Linked DNA regions of Homo sapiens: regions 2 and 3 are each linked to region 1. The links are chromatin contacts, found by Hi-C or POLR2A ChIA-PET in ENCODE. All regions are on one chromosome and are shown on one strand. The core of a region is the stretch at or near the end of the contact, and the rest is flanking DNA. Distances in the headings are between cores, read along the strand shown. Region 1 holds the start of SLC35F2 (solute carrier family 35 member F2). Region 2 overlaps ALKBH8 (alkB homolog 8, tRNA methyltransferase). Region 3 holds the start of ELMOD1 (ELMO domain containing 1).

What was found. A loop is a pair of places that touch in the nucleus more often than their neighbours do. ChIA-PET counts read pairs that join two places held with the same protein, here RNA polymerase II (POLR2A). Pooled maps may share reads with other maps.
Region 2: a loop to region 1 is called in a map of IMR-90, with 20 times the contacts of the local background. The contact joins the enhancer-like site here to the promoter of SLC35F2 in region 1. A Hi-C loop is called at or near these places in 1 of 168 maps with a recorded cell type or tissue (IMR-90) and 6 of 50 pooled maps. POLR2A ChIA-PET finds 5 or more read pairs at or near these places in 2 of 52 experiments (PC-9 and WTC11).
Region 3: a loop to region 1 is called in a pooled map, with 4 times the contacts of the local background. The contact joins the promoter of ELMOD1 here to the promoter of SLC35F2 in region 1. A Hi-C loop is called at or near these places in 8 of 50 pooled maps. POLR2A ChIA-PET finds 5 or more read pairs at or near these places in 3 of 52 experiments (CD8-positive, alpha-beta memory T cell, H1 and activated T-cell).

The regions. Positions count from the first base shown.
Region 1 is chr11:107,857,157-107,860,186 of GRCh38, forward strand. It overlaps SLC35F2 (solute carrier family 35 member F2), which reads right to left and starts at 1,631. Exons shown (of 8, transcript NM_017515.5): 1 at 1,502-1,631. The coding sequence starts at 1,611. It overlaps LOC124902746 (a long non-coding RNA gene), which reads left to right and starts at 2,074. Exons shown (of 2, transcript XR_007062876.1): 1 at 2,074-2,498; 2 at 2,590-3,030. RefSeq lists an enhancer at 1,157-1,226 and a silencer at 1,447-1,756.
Region 2 is chr11:107,543,661-107,546,690 of GRCh38, forward strand. All of the region lies in intron 7 of ALKBH8 (alkB homolog 8, tRNA methyltransferase), which reads right to left. Among named protein-coding and RNA genes, the nearest start is that of ALKBH8, 21 kb to the right of the region's middle. Within about 2 kb of position 1,576, at least 4 of the 41 ENCODE cell types and tissues checked have a DNase peak (open chromatin) inside an H3K27ac peak, as active enhancers do.
Region 3 is chr11:107,589,603-107,592,632 of GRCh38, forward strand. ELMOD1 (ELMO domain containing 1) reads left to right here and starts at 1,545. Exons shown (of 12, transcript NM_018712.4): 1 at 1,545-1,807. RefSeq lists silencers at 1,428-1,537, 1,598-1,737 and an enhancer at 1,988-2,047.

The sequences.
Region 1 (3,030 bases), core at 381-2,880:
AGCACAGAGAAGTTAAGTGACTTGTCCAAGACGGACGGACACGGACGGAAGGAAGGAACAAAGAAGGAGGGAGGGAGGGAGGGAGGGAACTGGAGTACAGATAACTGACTTGTGGAAGGAAGGACGGAAGGAAGGAGAGAGGGAACGAAGGAAGGAGAGAGGGAAGGAAGGAAGGAAGGAGAGAGAGGGAAGGAAGGAAGGAGAGAGGGAGAGAGGGAGGGAAGGGAGGGAACTGGAGCACAGAGAACTGACTTGTCCAAGGTCACCCAGCCAGGATTTGAGTCCAGAATGTGAGTGCCCTTAGCCATTACACTGAATTGCCTCCCAGCTGAGAACTTTTAACAAATGTATCAGGACATACACAACTGGATGCTACAAGGTGGTTTTCGGCCAACTTTCCCCTTTAAACACATGCATCAATTTCAAACTATTTATATGATAAAAAATGCTTACACCTTTATCGATCTCGTTTTTAAAATGGTATGGCTTTTCAGGACTATCTTTCACAATCGTTAAAGGGAAATTCGCTTTGTTAATATGAAAAAAAAATCAAATATCTGTTTCATGAGTTGTCAGTGGCCAACGCTGTTTAGACTACGGCTTGAACGCATCACCCCTTAAAGATCATCTTGTGGCCTTGGGCAAATTGCTTAGCCTTCTTTGTTTCTCCAGCGGCAAAGTGGATATAACAATAGTACCATCTCCTAAAGTGGTGAGGATTAGCTGATATTATCCATATAAATTGTTATGCACAGTACCTGACACAGAGCGAGTGCCCAATAAATGTCTTTCACTATTTAGGTCCTGGGTTCTCTCATTTCCAGAGTGCAAGTCCTCCAGCAACCACAGAAACGCTTTCTAGAGTCGCTGCCCACTCCTTAAAAACATTTGTCCCTACTTCGCACAGAGCATAGTGATACCACAAACAGGCTTCCCTGGACCCCAGCCCTGGGGGTGGCTATATCACCTCGCTCAGGCCCAGGAAGAGAGAGCCGGCTCTGGTCTCCCACCCGGCAGCAGCACAAAACTTAACCAGGATTTCTCACTTCGGTCAACTCTTGAATCACCGCGCCCAGTCTGGCTGGCTCGGCAGCAGATGGAATGAGGGCGCCGGCGCCAGGAAGTGGCGCTCACCCACCTGCCCAGCCCGAGGTGGGCACTCCTCCTTCACAGCATCCCCGGGGACCTCGTCCCTCCACCGCGGAACGCCCCAGAGGACCGACCTAATAGTGCCACAGGGTGGGTTTCCCCCCAAATCCTCCAAAATACATCGCCACGATTTCGAAACGGGAGCCGAGGGAGACGCACCAAGTGCTTCCCGACGCCAGGTGAAGCGCACCATACCTGGTGTGCGTGTTGAGCCCCGAACCGAAGTCCGTGCGGCCGCCACCTCTGCCTCCCTGCTGGGGGCCTCAGAGAGTGTGCTCCTTGTCCACGTGCGCGCAGGGCCCGCAGCCGCCCCCACGCCCCAGCGGAGCTGCAGCACGCCCCTTCCACTCACCAGGTGAAGAGTTTGCCTTTTATCCTGCGCAGCAGGCTGGAGAACTCGGCCGCCGCTCCCTCCGCGAGGGGCTCTGGGGCGCCGGGGCCCGCTGGCGAGTCTGCCTCCATCGGCGCCCTTGCGCGTCTCCGGCGCCCAAAACCCCCGAAGTGCCGGGTCCCGGAAGACGGGAGGCGGTGCCTGTGCGGCCGGCTGGGGCTCCGCTCTGGCCCTGCGCTCCCTCCCTCGCTCGCTTGCTCGCGTCCCTCTCGCTCCTCCGCTCGGCTCCTTCAGCGACCAATCATTAACTGTCAAGCCCTAAGGGCCAGACAATACATTTGCAGATTACAACCTGGCACCTCCAGGGTGGCAGGAGGAGAAAGGGCAATTTTTTTTTCGTCTTGGCAGCCGAGCCTTATTGTTGAGCGGCACCCAGTGTGCCTTCAGGTTTTTAGGGTTCCTTGTTTGAAATCACAAGATACAGTGACACGAGGTTATTGTAGGTGATTCCTAAGCTAAGAAGCGGTGAGTGAGCAGTGAGTTAGAAGCAGTGAGTGAGCCGGGACTCTCCTAACTGGAAGGACTGGCTGACCCCTCCTCTTCCCTCCCACTCTCCCTCCCTCTGGCTGATTTGTACAAAATCGCTTCATTAAAATAACTGAAGGCTGGCAGGGCGCGTTGGCTCACACCTGTAATCCCAACGCTTTGGGAGGCCGAGACGGGTGGATCACCTGAGGTCAGGAGTTCGAGACCAGACTGGGAAATATGGTGAAACCCCGTCTCTACTAAAAATACAAAAATTAGCCGGGCGTGGTGACGGGTGCCTGTAGTCCCAGCTACTCGAGAGGCTGAGGCAGGAGAATCGCTTGAACCCAGGAGGCGGCGGTTGTGAGCCAAGATCGCGCCTTTGCACTCCAGCCTGGGCAACAGAGGGAGACGTCGTCTTAAAAAAAAAAAAAAAAAAAAAAAAAACCTGAAGGCGCTTCAGGTCTGTGTCGCTTTTCCCTGCAAAACATGGGTAAGATCCTAAAAAGATCTTGGAAACGTGCCTTTGTGGCGTGGATGGAGGCGTGGCTCATTCCTCGCGGTGTGTTGGTTTTGTCTTTCAGTATTCAGTTGTCTCCGCCGTGCCAGGGAGAGAGACGGTGCCAACCCCCGGCGCTCGGCTTGGATGCCCTGCCCTGGCCACGCCTTCCGAGGCTTCCACGGGCTAAAGAGGGATTAAGAGACACTAAGCTGGGGTCGAAAAGTTCCTGTCACTGACCCCCTGCTTCCGGAAAGGAGGAGATCCAGAAAACAAAAGAAAAGGTGTTGGGACCTTTTATTTTTTCCTGGCCACCTGCTTTGGGGGTTGGGGTGGGTCAAAATAAACGTAGGTTCAAATAGACAGGCTGTGCAGACGAGCTGGCAATTCTGTAAGAGGAGTCTAAGAAAAAAAACAGCTTTCGAAAATGAAATATTACTTCAGGAACCCCAAGTTTAGCAGCTGCAGGAACCTCAAAAAAACCTTTGAAACTAAGAACGTGGTCATCCGTAGAGACTAATTAAGT
Region 2 (3,030 bases), core at 326-2,825, 310 kb before region 1:
TTATTTAATTTAATATTACATAAATGAATGAAAATTAAGCGAGAAAAGATAGCATTTTTCTATAGAAGCCAAGTTGAATATTGTAGAATGACTCAATAAAGGCAAAAAATAAATTTAATGTTCCAATAAATGTGAAAATTTGATTATAAAATATTGGAAACAAAAACATCAAAATGTAAAACCCCACATTCAGATGGTTTCATGTCTTTAAACGTTTGCTTCACTTTAAAGAAATGAAATTGGAGAGACAAAGCAGACTGTGGCCCCTCACAGATGCAAAGACTTTGGCCCCGCAACAAAATATTGATGAGTGAATTTATATGTGTTAAAATGTCTGCAGTATGTACATATCTTTTATTATGACTATTCCCTAATTTAAGTGCAGCCAACTGGTAGTTTCATCTATACCACTTAAGCGGGCTTCTACTGTAGTTTTCTGAACTCTATTGATTTTTCTGAATTTTATTCTAGTTCTACAATCCAGATGGAGTGATATAATGCTGCTTTCTTGCTACAAAGTAAATGCACATAGTTCTAACTGAAAAGATGGAAGAATCAGTACTCCAAAGGCTCCAAATACAGCAGCATGTTCTATTTTATGATGTCATGCCATGAAACAGACTTTGTTAGCAGACTGCTGGCTGAAACAGGTATACTTCTTTGACATTATCCTTATTGAAGGGGCTTGACTAAAGAAGCTCCCACTCCACAGAAAAAAGATAAAGAGTGCCTGTTAAGAACTGTCAGCATTGAGTCTTATTTGACCAATTTATGCAAAAGAGAATGCTGGCTTCCAAGAGATCCTGAAAGATGAGAAAATTACATAAAAATAGAAGAATCTTCAGAACTTAAGTTACTAAGGAAAGTGCTTAAAAGTGAAAAATAGAATTCAATGTATAAAAAATGACATGATCAAACAAGGTAGACCATTTATTTATTTCTGGCCCACAAACCAGCAGATCTACTTGTCTACTCCAGAAGTTTTGAATGTTAGAGACCCACAGGATAAAAGGAAAAATGAAGATTGGCCCAATGCCACTTTAATTATACTATGATGCAACTAAAGAACCCACATGAGAATTACACTCTTTTCCCACATCTACATCAATATACATATAGAGCCATACAGAAGTCACCATGGCTTTAGATACAAACCACACACACACACACACACACACACACACACACACACACACACACAAAGAAGGAGAAATACACACCCACCAGGATGGTAGATCACTATCTTTTTAATGCTAAAGGCACTACAGAGACAGAGTAAAAAAATCATAAATAAGCTATAAAGAATGAGAGAAAGGAGAGAGGAGCTACACAGCAGAGACAATCCATTTTTCAGAACTTCAGGAAATGAAAATATTCCAAGGACTCTCAGATAAGAATAAAGTATGGGGCCTGGAATCAAGATAAAAACTAAAAGAAGAGATTGTTTGGCTTCTGAGGCTGTAAACATTGCTTATATAGGCAAATATTGAGGGCTGAATTTGAGGTTGGAGATGAAGCCAGTATGTCTGCGGTCCAGACTGTATTGTTGTTTTAAGTGGTATAAAGAAAATGTCTGGGTGTTTTTTCCAGTTTGTGCTAAAGATCTGAAAATAATGAAACATTTGTCCATTAAAACAATAAACTCTTAGAACAGAAGTACCCTGTGAGTCATTCTGATTGACCAGACTGGGAATACAAAACAAAAAACAATGACTAAAAAAACCCATTCAGCTAGGTATTTCAAGATACTGCATAAATAATTTTTACTCAGTACCCTATGACTCAACATAGGAGTCAGGCAGGACTCAACAGGTATTTGCTGAAAGCATGAGCCTGGAAAGAGAGCAGGAAATATACTGAAAGACGTGGCCTTCTATAGCAAACATTCAGCAGATGGGGTCTTTACTACCCAACTATCCAATTATCCCCACCCACTGAGTTGCAAAAGTCATCATAATAAGAAATATTTACTGATGAACGGACTTCCATAAAATTAGTACTTGCCCAAATAGCTCTCTCTCTCTTCAATATCAGCAGCTATCTCTGCCCATTATGGTAATCCCTTTGGTCAGTCTTTCAGTGAATGTTGATTATATAAATACTAGCCAGTGCAATGCAAACCCAAAACTAATTGAAATTGCAATTCTCACAAAAGATGGACTTCCCGAAATTGATAAAAGGGATGTCAGAGGACCATTTAAATCACATGCAAATCCATTAAACATCTGAAAATCTGGCAGAGTCAGGACTTTCACAACGAAGAGAAAAATAAAGCAAATAACACAACAACGCACTCTTTATAATCAAGCTATAAAAGTCAAATAAAGGAATTTTTATCATGCTACCATATTTTATCAGAAAAACAAGACCAAAAACAAAGTTCACGTGACTCATTCTTTGTTCTAAAAAATTAGTACATAGTTGTAATATAACCTAAAAATTGTTAAATAAAATTTTTCTTTAAAAATCATCTTCATAAATTTTAGTTTCGTTTTCCCAGATAAGTCCTAATCAAAAGTTTTCTTCCTTATTTATAATAGAAGTTAGGTATTGGTTTTAGGGAGATGCACATTAAATAGTTATTTTCATTATCAGCTGACCAACTCTTACGGTACTTGATGAACTGAGTTATCTGCCCAACAACATTACTAGTTTATTATCATAAAAGGTTATAGCAAGGGCATCTCTCAAAACATGCCTGGCCAGCAAAGGCAGGCTGCAATTTACGGCAGGACAAATTCATCAGTGAAGGATTACCTAAAAACAAAAGCCTAGTAGACTTCACAGGTATATGTTATTGTCATATAACCCGATGCAGCCTACTCCTTGGATATTTCCCTAAGCTCATCCTCAGTTAGGGGAGCACTGAGTATTTGAGATGGAAAGAAATTGGTTGGTTCCTTGATGAAATTACCGACCTGAGCCAACAAGTTAAAACTTTTGGAACCAGCCTTCCTTGAGATATCTTGTTATATGAGATATTAACTTGTTTTGCCTTGTAATCATTTTTATTTGGGTTTTCTGCTGTTA
Region 3 (3,030 bases), core at 295-2,794, 270 kb before region 1:
GGAAGTAAATTTCCTTCCATACAGGCATACATTACTTCATGCAATAGTTGTGAAACAAGGACCACAGGGAGATGCAAGCAAATTACGTTTAAAAGACTATGGAGTAAAATTCTTTTGTCAGGTGGATTAATCTATCCCTAATGAATCTCTCCCGAGAAGCTTTTCCCTCCAAAGGTCTATCTTTTTCCAAGACGTTTATTCAGGGAGGTATCCTTCATATCTCCCTGAAAAGAAAGAAAAGTAAATAGTGGCTAATGCTTTTAACAATGATTAAAAAAATCAGAAAGGTCAAGGCTTTAAGGTCATTTAATGTGAAGAGGAAATAAGATAAATGTTCAGCATTTAAGGATTATCACTAACCCAACTTTTCATAAACACAGAATAGTGGAGGTGGAACCTGCAGAGACTTTTATTCAGGGAACATCCACTGCGGGACAGGCAGATGCTTTGGTATCCAGGCTGCTCCGCGCCGCCAGCTGCCCAAGTAATCCTCACAACAGCCCGCAGAGGTAGGTATTAACCACCCTTTGTTTTACAGGTGAGGAAACAGAGGCACAAGACGGTCAGGTAACCGGCTTGGAGTGATGAATGAAACTAAAATAAGCGCCGACCTCGAAGCTCATTTGGTCTTTCCCCAACCCCATGCGGCCTCATTAAAGAGACTTTTTTGATTAGCTATGGAGAAAACGTTCTTCATCAAACATGAAATGCAATCCGGAAGGCACAGGTTTCTCTCTCTCTCTCTCTCTCTCTCTCTCTCTCTCTCTCTCTCTCTCTCTCTCTCTCTCTCTCTCTCTCTCTCTCTCTCTCTCTCTCTCTCTCTCTCTCTCTCTCTCTGTCTGTATGAAGTGGCTTCTGGGGCCCCACGAAGCAATGTTCCCCCAAACAGCCCCGGACGAGGGTGTCTATAATTCATCCTGTTATAATTAACCCCGGGGTTACGGTATTGCTTCTAAAGCCCTTGTTGAAATGCAGATATGGACCTCGCAGGATTGACACGATCTCTCAATTACACCTAATTAAAGAGCTGGCTCTTTGAGAATCTGACCCGACTGGGCCAGGAGTGGGAAAGGCGGGGGCTGCCGGTTGGGGTGAGGGATAGGGTTCTGCAGTCCCGGGAAGGCAGGTGAAGGGTGGGGATCAGGATTGGAAGAGTCACTGGGTGCTCGGTGAGACGAGGGAGGTTGGAGCTGAACTAAAACAAAGTTTGACTTCTGGACAATTATCCAGGGAGAGGGCGGGGAACACACCTTGCCCGGACTGTCTGGGAATCCCATTGACAGGTCATCTCAGGTTCACCATCTTCCTGTCGTGGGCTCCTCCAGGGAGGCCACCCGGGAGCAATTAAACTGGGCCACACCAGCCACCTCCCACAGCAGCGGGGTCCGCAGATTTAACCCTTTCCCCCCAGATTCCGGCACTGGGTGCCGCGCTCTCTCCCCCAGCACCGCGCCCGCGCCCCCGGCTCCCGGACTGGGCATGCTCAGTAGCCGCCCGCTTCGTGCTCCCAGGGAAGCCTCTGCACGCCCTCCCCCGCTGCTCTCGGTCGCCTCCTCGCCGCCAGCCGCCCCGGGTGCATCCCGGCTTGCTCCGCTCCACGCGACCCAGATTCCTGCCCCGCCCCCGCCCCTTCCGCGCCCGCAGCCAGTGCGGCAGCCGCGGCCGCCCCTGTCCAGCCTCGGCGCCCGGGACCGAGCGCGTCGCTCGCCGCCGCGGAGCGCGTAGCCGGAGCGCCTGGGGAAGGCGGAGATGAAGACCACGCCGCCGCGCGCCGGGAGCTGCTGAGCCTACCGCCGCCAGAGTCCAGGTGATTGGCGACCCCAGAGGAGCCTAGGGAGTAGGGGCGAATGCCCTTGGGGAGGAGAGAGGTGCGGCGAGGACGCGAGGCATCACGCAAGCTGCGCTGTGCCTGGGAGGCAGCAGAAATGCTAAGCATCGGGGGCAGAGAGGGAACGGGAATGAAAGTGCACTCTGCCTTGGTGCAGGGGCTCCGGGGTCACCCAGGACAGTGATTTCCCCTTCTATCCTGTCCTCCCAATTAACACCCGAGAGGCTGCAGGTCGGCGCGAGAGGCTGTTTGCATCTCGGCCCGGGCGTAGGTCGCCTAGCGACCTAACGCCGAGGGCTCGGGGAAGGGATCCCAGACAGAGCCAAAATGGAAGGCGGGACAAGGGCGGCCTGGCTGGGGCGAGGGGCTGGTCTGGGTCCCTGGGAACCCCTTGCCTTGTGGGCTTCGGTCTCCAGGGAGGAGCTAGGCAGCCGGGCTGCGGGGCCGCCGGACTGTGGGGTCCTCCGCGCAGCGAGCTGGGAGGAGCGGTCGGCTGGGCTGTTGAGCTGCGCCTCCTCCAACTGCTGGGAAACTCCGCACTTCAATATTGGAGCATCTCTTTCCCGGGCAGGTAGAATTGGACAGCCGAGTGGGGAGTGACAGCTGACAGCTGACGGGGCTGTTAAAAGCAGAGCAGTGGAGTGTGGTGGTGGGGTGAGCTGTTGTGGGTGCTTTTTTTTGTTTTCCAAGTGTGGGTACGGGCTGTTCTGACTCAGTGTTTATGCTCAACCTCTAAGCGGCGAGTTCGGTAACACATCTTATGAATATTTCAGGAACGACCTCACGGGCTCACTTGCTTCAGATCAAGTTTAATGAATATGTTGTCAGCCTTTCTGCTCTGCACAGTGCCCTGAGCTTTCCACATTTCATCCCTTTCCCCCACCACCTAGGAAAATACGCTGCTAACCCCCAGTGGGCCGTAGATTGGTACTATCAATTGAGTCTGTCATTTGGAGAGACCAATTTTGGGCAGGCATCCAGGCATTGTTCTGCATCTCTGCAATGTATACGTTTTGTGCCGGTGGCTTGACAACCGTCCTTAACTGGTGCTGCCAATATGGTGGAAAGCAGGTAGTATGCTTGTATTGGGATAAATGTCTTAATTCATTAACCTATTATGACAACACGTAGTTACAGCAGACTTAGTCATTCCCTCCCCCAGAAGTTTTCTCGGGGGTCAGTTTAGTTGGTATTTTGCCAAA